Regions from separate parts of the Mus musculus genome. Here region 1 is linked to region 2. A link is a loop called in an ENCODE intact Hi-C map of the cell type or tissue named here. Cell type or tissue: heart. All regions are shown on one strand. Links, peaks and the distances in the headings refer to the core of each region. The heading gives the core; the rest is flanking DNA.

Region 1 (11,906 bases), core at 1,226-9,225, 140 kb before region 2:
CTTCCCTTCTCCCCTCCTCTCTTCATGTGATCATGGCTGGCCTCTACTCCTCTACTTCTCTATTCTCTCCCTCTCTCTGCCTTTCTCTTCCTCTTGACTCCTCTTCCCATGCCCTGAATAAACTCTATTCTGTATGATACTGTAGTTGTCTTCATCGTGTGGCTGGACCCATGCTGAGGCATTCCTTCCCTCCCCTCCACCACTCACCACAGCCCCATAGAACATACCCCCCTCCCTTATCTCTTTATAAACACATCACTTTGGACATATACCCAAAAGTGGAATTAATGGGTTATGCGCTTCTTTTTTTTTATTTCATTCACTTTTGATGTTTTATGTATGTGGATGTTTTGACTGCATACGTATCTATGTGCCACATGTGTGTCATGCTCTCAGTAGTCATGAGATGGGGTGGGATTGCTTGGAACTGGAGTTAGAGACAGTTGCGAGCCACTAAGTAGGTGCCAGGAATTGAACTTTGGTCTCCTTCAAGAGCAGCAGCTCTTCCCTGCTGAGCCATCTCTCTCTGTTGAACTTTTGGAAGACACTCCGTACTGTTTTGCACAGGGTCTGCACCATTTAGATTCCCGTTAATGGTACAGAGATTTGAATTTTCAGGGACTCTTGACACAAATACGGTGAATCTTCCTTTCTTCCTTCTGTCGCTCACCACTTTCCTCCCTTTCTCCCTTTCTTTTTCTGCTCTCTGTCTCTCTGTCCCTCTTTGTCTCCCTGTCTCCATCCCCTCCTCCACTCCTCTCTTTTCACAAGGTCAGTTGGCCCAGGCTAGCCTTCAACTCATAGCCGAGGCTGACCCTGAACTCCTAACCCTCTTGCCTCCACCTTTCAAGTGTTGGGATCAAGGCCTGTGCCACCAGGCTCAGCTCCTCCCATCGTGATGGGAGTTAAACATTTATTAACCCTTTACTTGATAATCTTACAATGTGTTTAACATGTGGTGGGAGCATTCCACTGTACATGAGAAGTGTGCCAGGCAGCCTCAGTTTCCTTCTGCGTCCATCGCAGTCCCTTCTCTCCTTCTGCAGGCAACAGCGACTCCAATGCTTCTTCCTAAGGCAGCCCCTACACAGATATGTTTATGTGCCCTCTCTTACATCCAGGAGCAGGCATTTGGAGTCGCTTCTCGCTCCTCGCTCAGGTCTGTCTGCTTTGGGGTCTGCTATGATCTGAAAAGACTCCATGGTGTGTTCTCGCTGCAGTGAGCTATTCTGCCATGATGGGCTGAAACTCTGAGCCCAAGTCCATCTTCCCTACCAAGTTTCAGTCAGTTATTGTCACAGCAATGTCACCACAATTAATACAGCCAAAAAGAGAGAGTTTCAGCGTTCAGGGGATATCTGGATTCAGAATTGCAGGTAAGAGATTAGATCTGCAATATTTAGCCCGTGCCAGGCCCTGGGTGGGCATCCTTTTACACCTTTGTTTATTTAGCTTCAGAATATAAAAATATGGGGCTAGAAAGACGGCTCAGTGTCTCTTTTTCCAAAGGACCCGAGTTCAATTCTCAGCACTCACATGGCAGCTCACAATGGTCTGTAACTTCAGTTCCACCCTCACACCAATGAACATAAAATAACGCTAAGTAAACTATTAAAAATATATAAATATACTCTAGCTGTGCAGAAGTTGGTTAAGTTGTTTAGACTTTGGGTTTGGCTAATTTGTGTGTGTGTGTGTGTGTGTGTGTGTGTGTGTGTGTTTTGCAACTTTTTGTTTCAAAATAAATAAAAGAGTAACAATGTTTAAAACAAATAAAAGTACTTTAAAAGTTTTCTTTTTGTTACTAGTTTTTATGTGTTTATGTAAGTGTGTATTTGTATGTGTATGTGTTCAGGTACCCTTGGAACCCAAGAAAAGGAGTGAGATTCCCTAGAGCTGGTGTTACAAGCACTCTGAGTCACCTGGCATCAATACTGGGAACAGAGCTAGGGTTCCCTAGAAGAGCCACAAATACTTCTAACCACGGAGCCATCTCTCCAGTCACCTGACAGAAGTCAGCACATGGTAAGACAGACTAACAAATGTGCTAGTCTGGGTCTCTCTTCCTCTTCCTTAAGAGCCACACATACCATCCTAGGATTCCTACTCCCACCTGCCCTAACAGCCTCCTGGAGTCCCCACCTCTGCACCATGAGCGTGTGAAACTGGAGGTTAACTTTCCAGTCTATGATGCTTGAAGGACTACATTCAACCCTAGTATGTCTGAGTCCCACACAATAGAAAGGAAGTGTTTGACTGGTGAGTCAATATGACCGGGTAGATGACCCAGACATGACATTTTGTTAAGGACCTGTAGCTGTCCTAGGAGTGGAGAGGCTGCCAACCACGAAGAGCCTTGAAGTCCAAGGCTTTAACACCCCAGGGCGGCTCCACCCACATTGTCCGTGTTAGTTGATGGCATGAATTAGCTGGTGGTTTGTTACATTTAATTAGAAAGTAGATGCTAGAAACTGGTCTCTCTGTCTCTCTCTCTCTCTCTGTGTGTGTGTTTCTGTGTGTATATTTCTCTGTGTGCATCTCTGTGTGTATATCTCTGTGTGTCTATGTGTGTGCATCTCTCTATATGTGTTGATTTCTGTGTGTCTCTCTGTAGTGTCTGTGTATCTATCTATGTATGTGTGTGTGATTATCTCTCTCTGTGTGTGTCTGTGAATGTCTGTATCTCTATGTGTGGTTATCTGTGTATGTCTGCGTGTATTTTTATGTGTGTATCTATCTGTGTGTGCATGTGTGGTGTATGTGTGTCTATCAGTGTGGTGTGTGTGTCTGTGTGTATATGTATCTATCTCTCTGTCTCTGTGGTGTGTGTATATCTGTGAATGTCTGATCATTCCTACACCTTGAATGTTGTCCTGTCCAGGGGATAATAATCTTTCTCTAGTGTGCACTGCCTCAAGAGGACACTGTGGCTATGCTAAACTCTAAGCCTAACCAGGCTTCAAGTAGAAAAAGAAGTCTTGAGCCTGTCTCTCTCTCTTCATGTGACAGTGAGGAGAGCTGGCTCTGTCTGGCTCTGTGAGTGATTTTTTGGCTTGAGGCCACCATAGTTATATCTGCCCTGGTCCAGGGTCTCCTTCAGGTAGCTGCTATCTGCTATCTCTAGTCATCATGGTTCAGGTTTATCATCCTGTTTTATGTGATGGAAGAGGGAGTGTGAGAGGACCTAACAAGAGGATGGGCCTGTGTAGCCCAAGGAAGAGAACTGTTTGTGACCTGGTATGCCATCAAAGCATGGCTGGCTCATAAAGTCTAAGTCTGAGTGACTCAAGCTTATTGCCTATTATATTTAGATGCCCAGAATGGTACCCTGTCACTCCTGTCCTCACACAGCAGCTGCGTGCTGGCCTTGGGCTACGTCTTTCTCATGTAGTGTCCTGGCTGACTTAGCAGGAGTATGCTGGCTAGAGTACTTTCACAAAGCGTGCCCACCGTGCACTATCTGCAAAGTATCAGCCTGCACTGTCAAAAGATCACACTTTGATGCTCTGAGGTCAGCCTGGTGACTTTGAAACCGTCCCATCCAATACCACTCCAGCTTTGCTGATGGTCAAACCGGTTCCCATCACCCATCACCATCTTTTTTTGTTTTTTGGTTTTTTTTTGGTTTTTCGAGACAGGGTTTCTCTGTATAGCCCTGGCTGTCCTGGAACTAACTTTGTAGACCAGGCTGGCCTGGAACTCAGAAATCCGCCTGCCTCTGCCTCCCAAGTGCTGGGATTAAAGGCGTGCGCCACCACGCCCGGCTCACCCATCACCATGTTGACCATTCTGGAAGTTTCTATGTACGAACAGGAAACATATAATCCAGGTGGAAGAGAGGGAGGGGCCACAGTTCCAGGAGCTCAGTTTTCTTCCTGTTTCCTGATTTTGGATGAGTTACCAAAAGCCAGTGGAAGGCATCTGCAACTCTTTTTAATGATATAGAAACCAGGCTAGGCCCTGCCACCTCTATAGCACATGGTGACCTACTGTGGTCAAATGTGGAATATTGCAGAAAGAGCTCAGGGCTTGGTCCATCTAGTCCCAAACCAGTGCAGACTCAGCAGAAGCGAGTAGGAGATTAGAACTGGAGTGACCTGGGTTTGCTGGCGGCGGGGTGGGGGTAGGGAGAGGAAAGGGTAAATTTTCGAATTTTCTAAGATGCTGGGTCAGCTCCCAGCCTATCTGGGATGTAGCCTGCAGAGAAGGCTGGGTGATGAAGGAGGCCATCTGGCTGTCAGGCTAGTATAGACATGGGGTGACCTTGGGTCTGTCTGCTTGTCAGCCTGGAGGAAAAGGAGGGGGAAGAGGAGGAGGAAGAGGAAGAAGAGGGGAAGGCCAAAGAGCCATTGGCCAATGAGGGCTATGTGTGTGAAAAGGGACTTTGGGGTTGGATTTGTCTGTCACGAAGGCAGGGCTCCCTTTGTTCTGTGCTGTGCAGATCCAAGGTGAGCAGCCAGCCGGCCTCACTCCTCCTGTGGGTGTATTTTAAGCTCTCAGAGCGCTGGTACTCTGTACCCTTGTGGACTTACTGTCTGCGTGGGAGCCTGGGCTCCTCTTGCTTCCCCACAAGGCAAGGTCACTCCAGGCTGGTGGTTTGTGCAATCCTGAAGTTTGACTGTGGGACAAAAGTCACAAGTCCTCTAGTAGCTCTCATGATACCTGCTCTGAAAAGTCCCTAGCTGGTGGAGACTGGTGCCATCCTGTCCAGTCCTCAGCTGTCAGCTCAGTGTGGGGGGGGACACACACAGGACTGTCTGTCATCCGGCCAGGCTGTGGCCACAGCTGTGGTACTGGAGGGCTCCTGAGGTGGGAACCTGTACAGGGTGGCACAAAGCACGAAGCATCGGCTCAGACCTCCTGGCAGGAGCCTGTGAGTCTCTCTGCTCACTTGCATAACACTTCCTGTGTGTGTTTCCTCAGTCTCAGCAACGGTCAGGTCAGCAAGTGACCTTTAAAACCACTGAGAAGCCGCCACTTTCGGAGGCCAGGCTGTCACAGAGCCACCCCTTCCTGCCACCCTTCTTCCTGCTAGGGCAGCTGCACACTAGAGGGCCGATGAAAGAAAAAAACAAAACAAAACAAAACAAAACAAAACAAAACAAAACAAAACAAAACAAAACTTAAAGTTTTAGGCCAAACATGGTGATCCTAACCTGAAATCCTGGCATCAGGGGACAGGGAGGAAGAGAAGGAGGAGGAGGAGAAGAAGGAGGAGGAGGAGGAAGAGGAGGAGGAGGAAGAGGAAGAGGAGGAAGAGGAAGAGGAAGAGGGGGAAGAAGAGGAGGAGGAAGAGGAGGAGGAGGAAGAGGAGGAGGCATTTGAAGCCAGCCTAGGCCACAGAGGAAGCTGTCTTTAAAAAAAGCAGTATTTGTGTGTGTGTGTATGTGTGTGTGTGTGTGTGCACGTGCGTGTGTGTGTGTGTTGTGTGTGTATGTGTTGTGTGAGTATGTGAATGAGCGAATGTATGTTGTATGTATATGTGAGTGTGCATGAGTGAGTGTATGTTGTGTGTGTGTGACACTCTCTATCCATTCATCCATCAGCAGGTACCTAGGCTGACTGCATCTATAGTTCAGCTCCCTTGAATTGTGCATTTGTGTGATTGCACACGTGAAAGTCAGAGGACAACCCCAGGTGTCCTGTCACACCTACACCTCAAGAGTTGCTTACCTTGATTTTTTTGTTTTTGTTTTAGGTTTTGTTGTTGTTGTGTTTATTTGTTTTTGTGTTTTAACACGGGGTCTTGCTATGGAGCTTTGGCTGGCTTGGAACTTGCTGTATGAAGCAGGCTGGTCTAGAATTCAGAGATCTGCCTGCAGGTGCTTCCCAAGTGCTGGGGTTACAGGCGTAAACCAGTATGCCTGGCTGCTTCCCTTGTGTTTAGATATAAGCTCTTCCCTGGATCCAGGGTCTCCCTGACTCTACTGATCAGAATGGCCGGCCAGTGAGCTGCAGGCTACACCCCTCTCCTTGTGCAATGCACTGGAATCACAGGTGCATAGAGTAATACCCGTTTTATTTTTATTTTTAAGGTTTCTTTTTTTTACTTTCGAGTGTCTCTCTTGTGTCTCTCATAGTGTCCACAGATGCCAGAAGGCAGCCTTGGATCCACTGAAGCCGGAGTTACAGGCGGTAGTGAGGCCTCTGGCGTGGGTTTTGGGAACTGAACTCAGGTCCTCTGGAAGAGCAGCAGGCTCTCTAACCTCAGAGCCCTTTCTTCAGGCCCCATGCTCAGCTTTGATTTGATGTGGGTGCTGGGGATCAAATCTGGGTCTTCATGCTTAGGAGGAAACGGTTTACCGTCCGAACCATCGGCCTAGGCCCATGTGCATTTTATTTTTATTTGCTCATTTTTAATCTTTTAAAATCACATTTATTCATTCATTGCATGTGTGTATATGACTCGTGCATGTGAGAAGGACAGAGGGCAACCTGTAGGGACCAGTTCTCACCTTCTACTATGTGGGCACCCGGACCGGGAATCGAACTCGTGTTCTCAGGCTTGCCTGCAAAGCCTTTCTACCCACTAAGCTGTATCAAGCACCCCACTCACTCACTTTTGAATTTCACTTTCCCCTCTCTATTTTAAAATTCATTATATTATTGTTCACTTTAAAATTTTACATACATTTGAGCCTTATTTTTTTTTCTATTCCAAGAAAATTATTTTTATTTATTTAGAACCTACTGAGCATTTGGCTGCCAACTGGACAATTTCAATTTCCACGACTTCTATGCTATTATTTAATATTTTATTCTGCATCATTTTAAAATTTTACTTTATTGTAGTGTGTTTACATGAAAATAATGGTAACTTTTAAAAAATGTATCTTATATTTCATCCCAGTGGCCATATGCCACTTTCGGCTCCGTGAAGACCCGGGATTTCTATTTTCCAGTTTCACATCACTCATCCAGAGATGCAAAGGCTTTGCAGCGCCCACCTCACATGCCTGGCTCTGGTATTTTCTACTTTCTTTTGCAGCGGGAAGCTCTGTCTTTATGTGTTCTCTATGACTTGGAGAAGATTCCAGTGACAGGGGAAAAGCGCAGTGACAGAAGCATGGCAGAGCAGCTGTGACTACCCAAGGAACCCCTCGAGATTGGCCCTGCTGAGTTCCCCCACAGAAGGAGAGTCTGAGGGGGCACCTGAGTCTCTGACTTCAGAGTCCAGTCCTCTCTCCCTCTCCCACTCCCTTTCAGCTGCTTGTAATCTGCACTAACTGCCCATGGTCTGGTTGTAGAGAAGAAAGGTTAACAAGATGTGACTCTATTCATACAGCTAGGGGGAAATGGTCACCCATGCTTAGGGGAGGCTGTCCAGTGACTGTGGGACTTACAGGTGACTGGAACTGGCTGTGGCTAGAAGCCCCAGGGCAGCCTGTCTACAAGATGGAGTGTCAGATGATGGCAACACATACCTACAGACCAATGCACAAAGACATTGGTAGTGTTATTCTCAAACCGAGGCCTAAAGTCTGAGAATTTGGGGGACTGTGCTGAAAGTTTTAGGATCCAAAGTCACAGAGCCTGGAATCTGCTGTATGAGGCAGCAGATTCAGACACTGACAGCTGTGAGGGAGAGGCCAGCTCTCCTCTCTCCTGGTGGAGGCAGCCCCAGCAGAGTGAGAGTGTGTGCCCACAGTCCACCCACGTGTACACTCAGTCCTCTGGCAACAGCTTTGTCCCAAATGCTCCTTAATCCACTGAAATGAGTCCCCCAGCAGACAGTGGATCATGCTGACCCCAATTCTAAAGGCATGGTGTGTCTAGCTTGCAGAAGGCCTTAGAGTGTGTTTTACCCTCGGAACAAGCAACTGCTTCTCTCAGCAGCCGGTTCTGGCTCCCAAGAGTGTCTGTCACGAGTCTTCCCATTGCTGAGCAGACCTCCAGCAGTCAGTATTGATGAGAATCAGGTCCCTAGTGGGTTTTGTTTTTGTTTTTGTTTTTGTTTTTTTTGGGGGGGTAGCTGTTTGGTGTCACTGTGGATACAACATGCCTCCAAACTGGCATTCCATTTAGCCATGGGACGAGCTACCTGGTTCTCTGTCACTTGGGCCGCAGGGTGCTTCATAAAGTATCACTTGGACCTGCCCTGCTTTGAGCCTGGATGGAAAGCTTAGATACAGCATAGAGTTGCGGTGAGGAGGTGGGGGATAGGCAGTTTGCTTCTGGGTGGACTAAGGGTGGCAGCCGCCATTGAGGGATGGAGCCCAAGCCCAGAGGTTCAAGGAGAGAAGAGGTGAATGCAGAGTTTGAAGATTCCTTGTCAAGGCCTGAAGATGACCTTGTGTGTGTGTGTGTGGGGGGGGGTGACCTGGGTGGGTGCTTTGTGTTGACCAAGGCCTAACACACTGAGTTATGAGATGAGAAGCAGAGACGCAGATGTGCAGAGCCCAGAGGTCATCAGAGACACGTTAGACACAGGCTGCCAGGCATCAGAGGGAGGGAACAGTCTTTAGATCCCACAGGCCAGGGTAGGGAGGCTGAAGAAGCACCCCAACAGTACTGGGAAGAGGGGTGCCGGGCTGTACTGGGGCTCTCTGCATACAGTTGATCTGAATCCTGGGTCTGAGCCATCTCCAGGTGGGAACCTCTCTGAATAACAGGCTGATGACGTCAGCCGCCTGGTGGAGTGCAAGCCCAGCATCCGATGCCTCTTTTCTCCAAGGGCGCAGTGGAGGGAGGAAGGCTGCACAAAGGCCCGGTGTGCTCAGGACCACTTTCCCAGCTCCTTTACAGAGCTCCATCCCACTCTGAGACAACACACACTTGTGCTGTTTACCCTTGCGGTGGAATCTGCCACAGGCATCCGGAGACACACAACTTTCGCCTCCTTCTTAGTACCAGTAACCTATATTTTTAGCATGCCTTTCTGGAACCAGAGCCTCTTTTCCCAGACTCTGCAAAACTAGGTGTGTCCATGGGGTAAAACCGTGGCCGGTGGACTAAAATTGGAAGTATCGTGTCCAGCTTCTGGGAAGCAGTATTAAAGAAAAGGGATTCTTCTACCTTCATGCTGCAGGCTGGACTATGAGTGTGATGGCTGGCACTCGGGAACCAGGATGCACCATGAGGCAGTAGCTCTGTGGTAATGGGGTGTGGTGGTTTAAATAAGGATGGTCCCCATAAACTTGAACGTTTAGTCACCAGAATGACCCTACTTGAAAAGGATTAGGAGGTGTGGCCTTGTTGGAGGAAGTGTGTCATTACGGATGGGCTTTGAAGTTTCGAAAACCCACACCAGGCTCATTCATTCATTCATTCTCTCTCTCTCTCTCTCTCTCTCTCTCTCTCAATCTCTCTCTCTCTTTTCTGCCTGCAGATCAGAATGTAGCTCTTGGCTACTTTCTTCAGTGCCACATGTACCGCTCTGATTCCCACCTAATGATAATGAACTAACCCTCTGAAACCGTAAGCAAGCCCTCGGTTAAATGCTTTCTTTTATAAAAGTTGTCTTGGTCATGGTGTCTCTTCACAGCAATAGAACGGTGACTAAGACACGGGGTCCAATCCCAATCACTGTGAAAATCATGAAGTGTTATTATTTTTCATTTATGTGAGATAAAAACTTGTATTTTTGGCCAACTATACTAATTTTGGCTTTTGAAATGTATAGATGAGCCTTTTTCTAAGTAATATCTAATGGATAGCAAACACACACACACACACACACACACACACACACACACACGTATGCATGCATTTGCATTCATGCAAACACATCACCCTCTGACTTCTACATACACGTGTACCCTCATATATAACATATACACACAGACACAGAAATATAAATACATGTTTAAAATAATCACTACTGCCTGGAGCGATGGGTTAGCAGTTAAGAGTATATACTGATCTTGTAAAGGACCAGTGCCCAGCACCCAGGTGGGACATAACTGCACATAACTGTCTCCAGGGGATCTGATGCCCTCTTCTGGCCTAACTGGGCTCAGGGGCTCACTGCACAAATCCTGACTCAGATACACGCATTATTAAATGTAAAAAGCTTTTAAAAACTAATTACCAAGAAGAACAGCATTGAAATAAAGAGCTAGACTTAAGTCAGGTTACCTGACGTCGACTTGGCTCCACCATTAGCTGGCTGTGCATCCTTGGACAACTTTCCTAACCTCTCTCTGTCAGTTTTGAGACTGATACACCAGGCATGGTAGAGGGAGCAGTGATGTGCTTTTGACTTTTTTTGGTGCCCGCTCCCAAGAATTGCTTAGTTAGGGTTATTATCTCTGTGATGAAACACCATGACCATAAGCAACTTGGGGGAGGAGAGGTTTATTTGGCTTACACATCTTGAATCACAGTCCACTGAGGAGAACAACGGCAGAAATACAAATCAAGTACCTGGAGGCAGGAATGGATGGCTTACTCAGCCTGCTTTGTAATAGAAACCAGGACCACTAGCCCAGGGTGGTACCACCCACAATGGGCTGGTCCCTCCCACATCAATCAATCACTAATTAAGAAAATGCTGGGCTGGAGAGAGGGCTCAGCAGTTAAGAACACTGACTGCTCTTCTGAAGGTCCTGAGTTCAAATCCCAGCAACCACATGGTGGTTCACAACCATCTGTAATGCCCTCTTCTGGAGTGTCTGAAGAAAGCTACAGTGTACTTACATGTAATAAATAATAAAATATTTAAAGAAGAAGAAGAAGAAGGAGGAGGAGGAGGAGGAAGAGGAGGAGGAAGAGGAAGAGGAGGAGAAGGAGAAAATAAAATGCCCTACAGGCTTGCTGATGGCTTTATCTTATGGAGGCAGTTTCTTAGTTGCATCTCCCTCTTGTCAGATGACTTTAGCTTATGTCAAGTTAACATAAGACAACACAGAAATTAAATGAAAGAATATCACTATTTAAAGACAAAATATGGGGCAAGGGTCAGAACAAAGTACTTTGGCACGTATGTAAGAAGATACCATGGTGAAACTCACCACTCTGTATGCTTACCAATAAAGAAATAAAGAAATAAAACAAAAATATGTAGAGTTGTGGCCCACACATAGTGAACATGTGATACAGACCAGCTGTCATCATCACTTTAATTTGTCGTCTGTTACTGTAATGGAATGCCTGAGACTGAGCATCTTAGAAAGAGGTAAGAGACACATGATTGACCTGAAGCTTACTTTGGTTCACAGTTTCAGTTTTCAGCTTACAGTTGTTTGGCTCCATTGCCATGCACTTGTGGTGGGAATGTATGTGCCTATGGTGGGCATGTGTGTGCCTGTGGTGGGCATGTGTGTGCCTGTGGCGGGCATGCGTGTGTCTGTGGACCCATTTTCATGGTTGTTGGAGAGCAAAGAAAGAGGGAAGGGATGAGTCTGGGATGCGATAGAGCCTAGCATACTCAAGTTTCAACGCCGCAGTCCTCCCGCGAATGCTTTTGATTCTTGCTCTGTGGATAATTCCACCAGGTGTGGTGGTATATGTTTGCAATCCCAGCATGTGGGATGCTGACATACCTTCTGGCTCATTTTCATTGCTGTTATAGGATACCTTGACTAAAAGGAATGTAGGTGACAAGGGAGTTTACTTCAGTTTTCAAGTCTGAGTTAAATCCCATCATTGCGGGGAAGTCAAGACAGGAACTTCAAACAGCTAGTCATAGCCACTTCTACAGTCAGGACAGAAAGATGAACTCATGCGTGTTCATTTGCTTGCTTGCTTGAGCTCAGCTTGATTTCTCCACTCTTACATAGTTGAGGATCCTTTGCCTAGGGAATTATGCCACCCAAAGTGGGTGGGATGGGTCTTCCTAAATCAATTGATTTAATTGAGATAATCCCTCCTAGGCTTACCCACAAACCACCCTAATGTAGACATTGGGTTGTAGACATCCGCCATTGAGACTCTTTTGCCAAGTTACTCTAGCTTGTACCAAGTTG
Region 2 (11,906 bases), core at 1,484-9,483:
TTAAATGACTGTGAGCCTTCATGTATGTGCTAGGAATTGAACCTGGGTCCTCTAGAAGAGCTGGCAGTGCTCTTAACTGCTGAGCCATCTCTCCAGCTTCCTCCCACTTTTGGACTTACCCAATTATGTCTTGATTCTCTCCCTCTGTTTTGCCCATTATTTTCTTTCTGGTCTACCTTCAACTTATCACAGCCCACCCCCAATCCCTGTCCAGTGCAGATCTCTCTGTCTCCTTTTGTGCAAAGGCTTTACCTTCTTCTTGGACACTCACTGCCAAGACCAAGATGAGGTAGAAGAGACTTCAGAGTCCCTGGGCAGTGGATGGAAGCAACCTGAGGAGGTTACTTCTTGGCCCCGTTTTAACACTTTTATCATATGCCCCCAACTTGAAGTCATAAAGGTCACACTTTCCCAAGTCCAGTTACTGAATGCCGAAAAGCAACCATATGGTTAGGGTGCCTGAAGCAGATTCCAAATGCATCCTGAAAGGCAAGGAAATGGGCTGTCCGTTCCCTAAGTCCAGAAAGGCAAGGAAATGGGATGACCGTTCCCCAAGTCCAGAACAGGATGGGGAGAGCCAAGCAGTGTGAAAAAAAAAAACATCTTTTTTATTTGTGTTAACTAAGGGTTGGATGAAAGGAACCATCCACATTTAGAGTCCTGGCTCTTTCTCAAAACATATTTGAGATGGAATGATGCTAAAGAAGTACAAGGTTTGGAGTGAGTTGAGCTGGCCATGCCCCATACCAACCCAGGCAGAGCCAAGAGCGTCCATCTGTCCAGAGCAACCAGGTGGGAAGAACTGGACGTGGTAAGTGCGATGGGTGTGGTGAGTGCGGAAGGCAGGAGGATGTGCCAATCTCTCAAGCATTGTAGAGGAGAAATTAAACTTTTACTGAAAAGGTGTACTTGGCAACAGGCAAAATTATCTAAAGATGGAGCAGGATGTACATCTTGTTAGGAAAAAAAAAGATGAATTGGTACAATTTTTCAAAAGAAATTCAGGTATTGGTCTGTAGTTGAAGATGATGTTGGTAGTACTTCATGTGTTTATGTGCATGTGTGTGTACATGTGTCTGCTGGTGTGTGTAGGCAGAGATCAAGGTCTTTTGTCTTCTTCAGCCACTGTCTTCCTTCTTCTTTTGTATATAGCATGTTCTGAACCCTAGTTCTTGTTAAACCCTATTATATTCATGTGTTTATTTGTTTGAGATATGATTTCAATATGTTGTCTAGGGTAGCCCTAAGTTTACACACGTTCTCCCTTTACTTGTTTTCTTCTTCTTTTTTTTTCTTAAATGCATATTTTAAATTAAGCATCTATGTGTATATCTGAGTATGGCTTTATACATGCTGAGTGCAGGGTTGGAGGAGGCCAGAAGAGAGCTTTTGCTCCTTGGAGCTGGAGTTACATCAGTTGTGACCCTCTTGACGTGGGTGCTGAGAGCTGGGCTCCCATCCTCTGCAAGAGAACTCCTGCCTTTAACAGCTGAGCCGTCTCTCTAGCCTTCCTTATTTTCTGAGACAGGTTCTCACTGAACCGGAAGCACACTGATTCATTTAGAATGTTGACCAGAAAGCTCGGGGGATCTGCCTGTCTCCCCTTTTACAGCATTGAGATTATAGGTGCATGCCACCATACCTAATATTCACTCATCACTTACTGCAAGCTAAGGATACAGTACTTTGTGTTTTAGCTACACCATCTTACTTAACCCTTACAATAGCACTGAGCTTGTTGCTATCAGCACTACTATCTTAGACATGAAGAAGGCAGTTCAGGGAAGTGAAGAATAAATCCAAAACACTATGATAAAGATTAAGCCTCGGGCTGGAGAGATGGCTCAGTGGTTAAGAGCACTGACTGCTCTTACACAGGACACAGGTTCAATTCCCAGCAGTCACATGGTGACTCAAAACCATCTATAATGGAATCTGATGCCCTCTTCTGGTGTGTCTGATGACAGCTACAGTGTACTCATATAAATAAATAAATAAATTAATTAATTAATTAATTAATATCTTAAAAAAAAAGATTAAGCCTTCATGGTGAGTGAGACCAAACACCTAACAGTGCAGAGACCCTTTTGTGGTTGGTTCATAGGGACTGTGGAGGCTGCAACTGAAGTGATAGCCTCTATCAGGATGTGTCTGCCTTTACAGCAGTAGTACAGTGGGAGACAGGCCAGAGAGAGGTTTCAGGCAATGTAGAAGAAGTGTCTTCTTTTAGCCAGGTGGAGTTAGTTTACAGAACAAACAAATAAAACAAATCCTGTAAGTATTCATTCCATGGAGTTTTTATCCAAAGCTACAAGCATCAGATTGAGTTTTTAATGACAGCAGCAGTGTGCTAGGCAATGAGGGTGGTGATCAGTCCACTTGGTCACTTTGGACCAGAGCCTGTCCCGTGAATATCTTCCAATCTGGTGACTGTTTCTAAGGTCAGCAGCCAACGTTATGGCTCAGTATTTCTCGGGTTGGAAGAACTGGGTTTCTTTTATATTTTGTAGGGTCTTGAATGGTTGTCAGTGGGAAATTTAGTCTGAATTCCTGGTCTACTGTTACAGGAAATCAGAACGCCTCCCAATGCTGGCAAAGTCCTCCACACACTCCGATAGGTTCCTAGCCACTGTGTTCTCACTGTGAGTGATGGGTCTATCTATGAATCTAGTTTAGAGGTTCCCATAGCCTCTTCTTATTTACGTCATGAAGCTAAAGGAGGAGAGAGTCCCAAGGGCAGACCATGGAAAAGCAAAGGCAGAGAATCAGGGCCTCAGAGCCTAAGGTTCCATGGGGGTAGTAGCATTGACTCCAAAATAACTAAGAATTATCTGACCAAGAAACATCGGGTATGGTGGACGGGATGGGGAGACTAGCCTTACTTAGGTCACCTGCTGTAGGTCAGGGCCAGGGCAAGGGAGCTCTTCTCAACAGGGTGGACATGAGACTGAGTGTTGGGAAGGAGGTGAACAGGGCATCTTGCTTCAGCCTGTGCGTGTTGGCTAGGCGAAAGCTCAGTGCTAGGATTTGGTAACCTGTCACCTTCAACTTGACACTTGAATCTGCCCAGGCCCTTTGAACTAGAACATGTCATCTGAAGGTCTTCCAATCCGGTGACTGTGAGTCAGGGCTGTCCTCTGGGGGCTTGGGGAAAGAAATGAGTAACCAGATTGCACCAGACCCTCAATTGCTGTCTCCCAGTGACCTACCCCGACTGGGCTCTAATTAGAGTCCAGAAGCCTTCTCCTGGTAGAAGCCTTAGTAAAATATAAAGAGGCTCCTTGGCAGGATAGGCAGGAAACCACTCCTAGCTGCCCCTGGGTCCCTTACATTGTGTTCTATTTAAAAAAAAAAAAAGAGAGAGAAAGAAGCCGGGCGTGGTGGCACACGCCTTTAATCCCAGCACTTGGGAGGCAGAGGCAGAGGCAGGTGGATTTCTGAGTTCGAGGCCAGCCTGGTCTACAGAGTGAGTTCCAGGACAGCCAGGGCTACACAGAGAAACCCTGTCTTGAAAAACCAAAGAGAGAGAGAAAGAGAGAGAGAGAGAGAGAGAGAGAGAGAGAGAGAGAGAGAGCGCCAAGGATGTCTCTGCAGGCCTATGCTGAGCCATCCCTTTCCCCTGAGTGTAGTCTTAGGAGAGCTGGGTGTTTCAAGTCCAGGTGTTTACTCAAAATCTACATCCAGGACCGTTCCAGTGAAGTAACCTACAGATGTGCTAATCTACTCTCACAGACACTGCCGCTGCTGCTGGGCCTACTCCTTCCTACTCACAGATGGGTCCACAGACCCTGGACAGCAAGGAAACAGCCAGCTTTCCTAAGACCAACATCCATACACCCATTTTCTTAGGTTTCCCAGAGACATGTTGCCCCAAAGTCCGCAGGAAGCCCCTAAAAATTACGGCGACCCGATTCCTGCTTTACCATCACCTCTTTCTAGTTTTTCCTTTGTAAAAAATTAAATCAAAACGGAGGAATGTTAGTATTCCTTCTAGGCTCTGCCCCACAGTTACCTGGCAACAGCCAGGTAGGCTTGGCTTACTTATATAAAAGGGGCTGCTTGCTCTGCGCCTTCTCTTCCTGACCCCTTCCCCCTTCCCCCTCTTTCCACATGTTCCTGGCCAGCCTTTCCTCAACTCTCTTCCCTCTTCCCCCGCCCCCTCTACTCCTTTCCCAAATCCCCTTCCCTGCCCTAAATAAACTCTATTCCATACTATCCTATGGCTGGTACCTCAGGGGTTAGGGGATGCCTCAGCATGGGCTAGCTGAGGCACCCCTCCCATCTCACCATACCTGGCTCTATCAAACATATCTTTGGCTCTTATTTATTTATTTATTTATTTTTTAATAAAACACAACACCTTAGAGTGTGCAGCTGCTGCCGCAGGGGACGCCCCAGTGGCAGCTCTCACTTGTCCGGGTGGAAGGAAGGATGCGACGGTCTTACCTCGGAGGCCGAGGGGTGCGAGCAGGGTGTGTGAGAGATGCAGTGTGATCAGAGCCTAGCGGTCTGGTCTCAGAACTGGGTCACCTCACAGAACAGCACAAGGACTTGTCCCGTTGGCAGGGATCAGGTTTCGTCCTTCCTTGTCAAACCCAGTGGTGCCCCCAGGCTGCTGGCAGCTCCCAGGCGCTCCTTTGTCCTAGAGTTGCAGGAGGCCAAGGAGCAAAGTGACACAAAAGGCTGGGTGCCCAAGTTCCCCACCCTCTCTCTCTCTGCACAGCAGCGCTGGTTCTGCCAGGGTCCTCGACCCAGGGGGGTTCCGGGGCAGTAAGGGTGAGACCTGCACAGCCACTGCTCGACCTTGCCAAGAGGGGCCTGCTTTGGGGATTGGAGGGTGCCTTCCCTTCCAACAGCCTGGGTCTGGGTCTTTCCAACTCGTATTTCTGCTGACGCTGGAGCCTGGTGCTTTGCCTTTAGAGACACCCTGTAATTGAAAGGAGGAGGGAGAGAGAGAGAGAGAGAGAGAGAGAGAGAGAGAGAGAGAGAGAGAGAGAGAGAGAGAGAGAGAGAGAGAGAGAGATTCTTGCTGCCTGGGTTCCCAGACACTTGCTGCCCTCTAATGGCTCCTGCCTGTGAGTTTCCAGGCGCAGGCCTTCCTTCCTGTAGGGTCTGTGGTGTGGGTTTCCTTCCCTTTGGTTAGCAGGCCCTTTCCCCTATAACTGCTGAAAGAGCCAGCCGTTTCTCGTCACAGGGAAAAGATGTCAAAAGTCGAACCGCGCTGGTGTGGCTGGCTCAGAGAGCAAAGACTGGCTCGGTGTTTCATTGCTGGTCCCGAAATAACTCACAGTAGCATTTGTGCGGCCTCTGCAACCCTGCTGTCTTCGGAAGGGACAGCTCCTCCTTTCTCTCTCTCTCTCTCTCTCTCTCTCTCTCTGTCTCTCTCTCTCTCTGTCTCTCTCTCTGTCTCTCTCTCTGTCTCTCTCTCTGTCTCTCTCTCTCTCTCTCTCTCTCTCTCTCTCTCTCTCTCTCTCTCTCTGTCTCTCTCTGTCTCTGCCCTGTTGCAGTTCTTAGCAGCTTCCTATGTTGAGAGAGGAAAGCCACTCTGGCAAGAGCCAGCAATTGTCAGCAAGTTGTGCATACAAAGGGGCTTCCTTTTCCTGCCTGGATCGGGGTGGGGTGGGGCAAGAGCTGTGGACCAGGGTTCCCTCCCCTGATGCTTTCTGAGGATCCTTAAGAACCAACTCCAATGGTAAACAGGGACCTGTGGATAAAAAAACATCTCCTGAGTGAACACTTGAAGACCTAGAGACACAAGTTGGACAGAGTCCAGTTCTGTGTAGAGAGGAACCAAGTACTTAATCAAGGAACCAAGGTTAGAGGTACGGCAGGAAAACCTGGGACACTTGCCTATTTTGGTAGTTGGGAAGCTTGGCCCTGGATGGAATGGAAACAAGCTGAAAGCAGACAGACAGACAGGGTTTTGCTCCCATCAGCTGAGATCTGGCCCAGAGAGAATGGTGTGAATATACACTACGACTGGCTGGGAAGAAAAGAGGATGCAAAACTTACAGCCCTGGAGCTTAGAATGTTGTGAGGAATGAGGCTTCTTGGGGGGGGGGGGGAGCTGGGGGAGGGAACGCCATTTTGAGATGGAGTGCAGGGTGGACTTTCTTAGTTTTTTTGGGGGGGGGGTTGAGGGTTGGTGGCCACGGAGGGATGAGGGTCACCAAGGAGCGAGGGAATGGCCCTAGGGAGTTCTGTGTGGGGCTAGCAAACTACAGCGCTCCTCTGCAGGATGGACAAAGGATGGGAGAGGCAGGAAGTGGACCTGCTGGGCTGGAATTTGAATGAACTGATGGAGCATCTTTTTCACAAGAGGGCTAGTGGTCCACCCCTTCTGGTTTTCCCTTGTGGGAAGGGAAAAGAAGCCTGCCTTTTTAAAAAATTTTTACTCGGGAGCTTAGGTTGCAAAGGCTTGCTGTTGAGAAATGAGTACAGTTTTATCCTTTGGCTGCTCAATCTCCCAGAATCATCTCCCCCTCCTCCTTTTTCTCATAATGCTGAACAAGTCTGAGAGAAGTCCATTAAGGGTCCAGTATGGTGATGCAGGCCTTTAATCCTAGCACTAGGAGGAAGGCAGAGGCAGGTGGATGTCTGTGAGTTCAAAGGTTGCCTTAGCTACATAATGAGTAAACAATAAGCTCCTCTCTCAAAACAAAACAAAAACCCTAACAAACAAACGAAAAACACTCAAAAAAAGCTAAACTTAAAAACAAAAAGTCCTCCTCCTTGTCCTCCTCCTCTTCCTCCTCCTCCTTTGTTGTTCCCCCATCTCTCTTCCTTCCTTTCTCCTTTTTTTCCTTCTTTCTTTCTTCTGCTCTTTTCCCTACCTCTTTTTCTTTATAGAACTCACCTGGAATTCTGGTTTCTGGTGGCCTAAAGGCGCTCATTTGTCTCTAGATTGTTAGTAGCGTTGGAAGCACCTAAGAGCCCGGTGTGCAATTGCATAAACCTAACAGGCCCACAGAGTCTTGTTTCTCAGCTTCAGGGGTTGGTAAGTCAAGAGGAAAGCCAGCTCTTAGTGTTGTCTTACTCCAGGGTGTGGAGGGGAGAGAAATAATAAATATTATTTCCACGTGGAGACTTGGATTGTTTAGGATCACCCCCTGCTCCCAAGCCCCAGTTGGAACATGGCTGGAATATTGTTGTTCTAGGAAGTGGTTTTCCATCTTATTCAGCCAGGATCCCCTTTGTCTCCCATAGTATTTTACACAATGTGAATTTCAACCCTGAAGATGCAAGTATGTCTCCAAAAACTGTGTGTGCGCCCAGTGATACTCATTTGCTCTCTGGGTTTTTTTCTTTGCGGGGTGAGACAGCATCTGTTTTTTTCATTTTGTTTCGGGTAAAATCAAAAGTTGCTGGCAGGCCCTGGGCTTGTATACTACTTTTAAGGCAAATGAGTAAAAGCAGAAGACACCAAGACGCTCTTTTATTTAATTATAATTTTTTTGCCTGCAGCACTGGGATGGAATCCAGGGAGGACCTAGGCTAGTTCTCTCTCCCCTCCAGCCCTGGAGGTATCTTTGAACCTCTGAAATAGTATGATTCTTGTTTCGTTGTTCTAACCATGGCTAGAAGAAGCCAACACAATGAAAACACTACGTGTCCTGGGGACAATGGCACCTCATGGGAGCACTCTGCTTTGGCAGAGTGCATGTGCCTCCAGGGATGCCGGGCACAATGGAGAGCATGACAAACCTCACGTGCCGCCATTTGTTTGTGTTGAGCACAGTCTTACTGCGAAGCCCGGGCTGACTTCCTTGTGTCCAGTTCTAAACCCCATTTCTTTGTATTTCCACACTACAGGGTGGGCATGAAATTGATAATATTGTTGCATGTTGATGATAAAACTCGGGGTCTCTGGCTGGGCAGTGGTGGCACACACCTTTAGCCCCAGCACTCAGAGGCAGAGCCAGGCAGTTGGAGGCCAGCCTGGTCTACAGAGCAAGTTCCAGGACAGTCAGGGCTACACAGAGAAACCCTGTATCCAAAAGTCAAAACAACAACAACAACCCCTCAGGATATCACTCACTGGGTGCAAAATGGTTCTCATGTGTCAGAACATTTGGTGCCTGGGTGGTGGCAGGGCTTTGGGAGACTCTGAAACCTTTAGGAGGTAGTGCTTGATAAAGTTGGGTGAGAAAGTTGTGGTCCGTTCCTCCTCTGTCCTCAGTCCTCTTCAAGATGCCCAGTTGTGAGCATCCTCTATGCGTCCCCTTCACCAAGAAGCACTTAGTTGGCTTCCTGACCACAATAGACTGTTTCTTTCAGAGGGCGACTGTTTCTTTCAAACTGCGAGACCCAGTAGATTTTTCCTCCCTTAAGATAATTCCCTCAGGTTTTGTTCACAGCATCAAGAGCAACACCTTTGACAATCCCTCTGTTCCTGAGCCATACCCCTAAGTCACTGATGGGTGCTTGTTTTTTTTTGTATCCGGGAATGCCATCTAGGGTCTCTCACTCTAGACGAGCACTCTTCTATTGAGCTTGCACTTGAACTGTGTGTTCTGTGGGGAGTGTGCAAATATGCCTATAAAGAGCAGAACGCGGTGCCTTCCTTATTCACTCATGCTAAAGCTAACTCTCCACGTCTCAGCCCTTCCTACCTCCTCCTTTTTTCCTTTTGGCAGAGCTGGGGGTGGACTCCATGGTCTTATTTGTGCTTCAGAAATACTCTCCATCTGAGCCACACCCACAACCTGACACATCACTTTATTTTAAAAATTATTTTATAAAGATTTATTGTTTGTAATTACATGCAAAGATAAAAAAGATGTAAGCCTTCCCATCAATACGTGCACCTGCATGTAGGAGAGCCCTTGAAGGGCAGAGGCATCAGATACCCTGGAGCTGGAGTTACGGACTATGACCACTTGGTGTGGGTGCTGGAAGCTGGACTTGGGTCCTCGGGGACTGAACTTGGATGCTCTTGAATGTTGAGTCATTCTGAAAGCCCCATTTTTAAATGTTTGTTGTTTTTTGTTTTTTTGTTTTTTTGTTTTTGGCTGGGTGGGTACCTGTCTTTCTGTTTCTGTAGGCTTGTTGGGAAGTTAATAATCCTATAGATCTAAGCCTCTTTTCCTGGGTGAAGTTGGGAACGGTCTCTGACAGTGCAGACAATGCAGATCTCAGTATGTCAGTCTCAAAGAAGTCAGTACACTTTGTTTTCCTTTCTTCTCTTCTCCCTTCTATCTGTTAGTACCTGCGGAGATGGAACCGGAGTTCTCATGTGTGCTCAGCAGGTGCCCGTCTCAGAGCCACACCCCCCACACCCAATTATTATTATTATTGTTGTAAATAAAGGCTGGATTCAAAGGATCGAATGGGCCGAGATGTAAACTGGCTTCAGCGAGAGCTCTTGGCTACACTGAAGTCTGTGCTCAGGCAAGAGAGAAAGAATTTGGGATCAAAGCAGGAGAAGCTTTGTAAGAGAGTCAGGAGTGAGAAAGGAGATCTCGGTCTCTTTGTAGAGAAAGCAGCTCAGATCACACACAGCCCAAGAGTGTGTGAAAGGGTGGGTCGCAGTGGCAGTGGGTAAGGAGCAGGGATGCCAACTCTGTGTGGGGCATCTGGCTGAGAATCCACGCCCACAGAACCCAGGCACAAGGTGGGGAAACCTGCAGAGAGGCATTTTGGCAGTGAGTGGAAAGGGGGGGGGGCTGCAGGGGCCCCAAACTGGGAACCAGTCCAAGGCCATCAGTCTGCCAAGGAGAGAGAGAACTTGGAATAACAGCGGGTAAACTCCCGATTAATGAATAAGCTGGGGGCTGGTTCAGGTGAGGGCGCACCTGTGATTTACCTAATCCCTACAAAGCTGCACCCCGAGACCCCTCACACTCAAAACTGCAGGAAGAAAGCCTGGATTGTGCTGAATAGCCTTGAGGGGAAGGGACTCTGGAAGGGGTAGGCTTAAAAAAGAAAATCTGGCTCGGAGGTGGGGTGGGGCTTGCAGGAGGGAGGGAGGAGAGCTGCTCTCGGTGGGTGGGGCTAGCGGGAGGGAGCGAGGGAGGGGCGCTGCTCTCGGTGGGTAGGGCTTGCGGGAGGGAGGAAGGGAGGGGGTGCTGCTCTTGCTCAGGAGCAGAAGTGCCCATGGAGACAAGAATCAGAGCTGCTCTCAAACTTTGGGCACCGAGTATAGGCAGAAGTGAACTGACTGTTGTCTGTACTTATAGATGAGTCTATCCTCCAGCCTCGTGGACTGCCTTGTCTACCTTTGTTCCCCTTAGGTTGATAACACTTTCTCAGGCTTTTAAAGTGTGATATGCGTTCAGAAAAAATGCAGGAATCCTATCCACAGAGTTTGCTAAAGGTTTGCAAAAGCTCACTGCAAACAGCGCGAGGTTATTCTCATCAGGAGCCTACCTCACACCTATCCTTACGCCCTCACCACAGCCCAGTGCCTCTGGCCTGAGATCCAGCTAACACATATTAGGCAAATGCCCTACCACTAAGTTAACACCACCAGCTTGGGGGTGGGGGTGGGGGTGGGGGTGGGGATTCAATCCAGCTACCTAACCTTTTTTGTCTTCTTACTTCCAGAAGAGGCTCTGTACCCACAAACTCCATCTCCCGATCTCAGCTCCAGGCAGCCACCATTCTATTTCCTGTCTCCATGAGTGTGCCTACTCCAGGGGCCCCACTTTACTGCAGTCAGAGGATGGAACTCAGGCCACCAGGCTTGGTGACAAGCATCTCTGTCCCCTGAATCATTTTCACCTTTGGAGACCCCACCTTCGGCTTCCCAGCATCTGTCTTTCCTTGTTCTTCAGAGTTGTGGGACCGTTCAGTTCATACCCTAGTGTTTGCCTTTCTGACTTCAGCAACAACTTCCACTTCAAACTGAGTTTGTGAAATTCGGTTTTTCTTGGTGTATGGGTGTAGCATCCTCCTCTCTCTCTCTCTCTCTCTCTCTCTCTGTGTGTGTGTGTGTGTGTGTGTGTGTGTGTGTGTGTGTGTGTGTGTGTGTGATAATGCTAGAGATAATTCCCAGGGCCTTGTACAAGCTGGGCAAGTACTCCTTGTGGTGGGGCCTAGTCAGACAGCAAGCACCCTTCTCAGTTTGAAAATCAGCTCAGTACCTTAATAATAGAGTACTTTGATCTGTTCAGTTATCCAGCTGATAAGCACCTGGACTGATAAGATAATGCATTTCCACACCTCTGAACTCACTTCTGGGAACCCTCCATTCACAACAATCCACCAAGACCGTAAAAATACAATCGGAATCCCCCTTACCACAACCCCTGAGTCCCCTGTGGGTTACATTGAATCCTTTTTTAAAAAAAAAAATTATAATTTCAGATTCCGGAGAAAGAAAAATAACATACAAACCAGGTGATCTTGTTTAGTTCAGTCCTAGCTTTCATTCTCAACAGATCTTTTTGAAATGTTCCAGTGAGTTCCAGCTACTGCTCGGACAGCCTGTCCTAATGTGGTCTGGGGCGGAAACCGACTGCAGGATGGCCAGCCAGCCAGCACTTCCTCAGAGGAAAGAGATTATGAACAGAGGAGCAGCTGGTGGTCTCCCTGGCCCTCCCTAGGGCCACTAGCCCATGCCGATCAGGCAGGGCAACTGTCCTTCCTGCTCTCTGGAATGTTGGGATTAAACGTGTGCAACGGGAGAATGACCGGCACATAGTGTGTGCCCGAGGAACCCGAGTTCTCGGTTTGAATTTTTATTCTCAGTCTGGTACCTCAGAGCCTTGGTTTCTCCACTGGTGGAAATAACTTACTTGGAATCTACAGAAAAACAGTTTAAAAATGGTCAATGTAGTTTCCAAGGGGGTTGGAGATTCTGATTGCTTCAAAGTTCTTTTTTTAGCAGATGGTTGTGGATGTTGTATTCATTAGAGAATCGAGTGCAAGAGATGTGGAAATGTGTTATCTTAAACAGCAGTCAG

The links. Peaks named below come from ENCODE experiments on the same cell type or tissue, not always from the same donor. Only the 100,000 strongest peaks of a DNase experiment are listed, where the experiment ranks them.
Region 1: it touches region 2 in a loop (2.1-fold over the local background); 2 of 42 quality-filtered maps call a loop at or near these places.

What each region holds. Positions count from the first base shown.
Region 1 is chr13:37,612,968-37,624,873 of GRCm38, reverse strand. It overlaps Gm40915 (a long non-coding RNA gene), which reads left to right. Exons shown (of 4, transcript XR_873251.2): 3 at 1,856-2,025; 4 at 6,989-8,273. Among named protein-coding and RNA genes, the nearest start is that of Gm40915, 8.6 kb to the left of the region's middle. In heart, for the core only: CTCF peaks have their summits at 2,923 (motif pointing right) and 4,262; a DNase peak (open chromatin) is centred at 4,853; H3K27ac peaks cover 2,877 bases.
Region 2 is chr13:37,476,028-37,487,933 of GRCm38, reverse strand. It overlaps Gm40914 (a long non-coding RNA gene), which reads left to right and starts at 633. Exons shown (of 2, transcript XR_001780899.2): 1 at 633-811; 2 at 10,546-10,849. In heart, for the core only: CTCF peaks have their summits at 4,571 and 5,095 (motif pointing left); DNase peaks (open chromatin) are centred at 4,653, 5,133, 5,603 and 6,203; H3K4me3 peaks cover 1,499 bases; H3K27ac peaks cover 2,539 bases.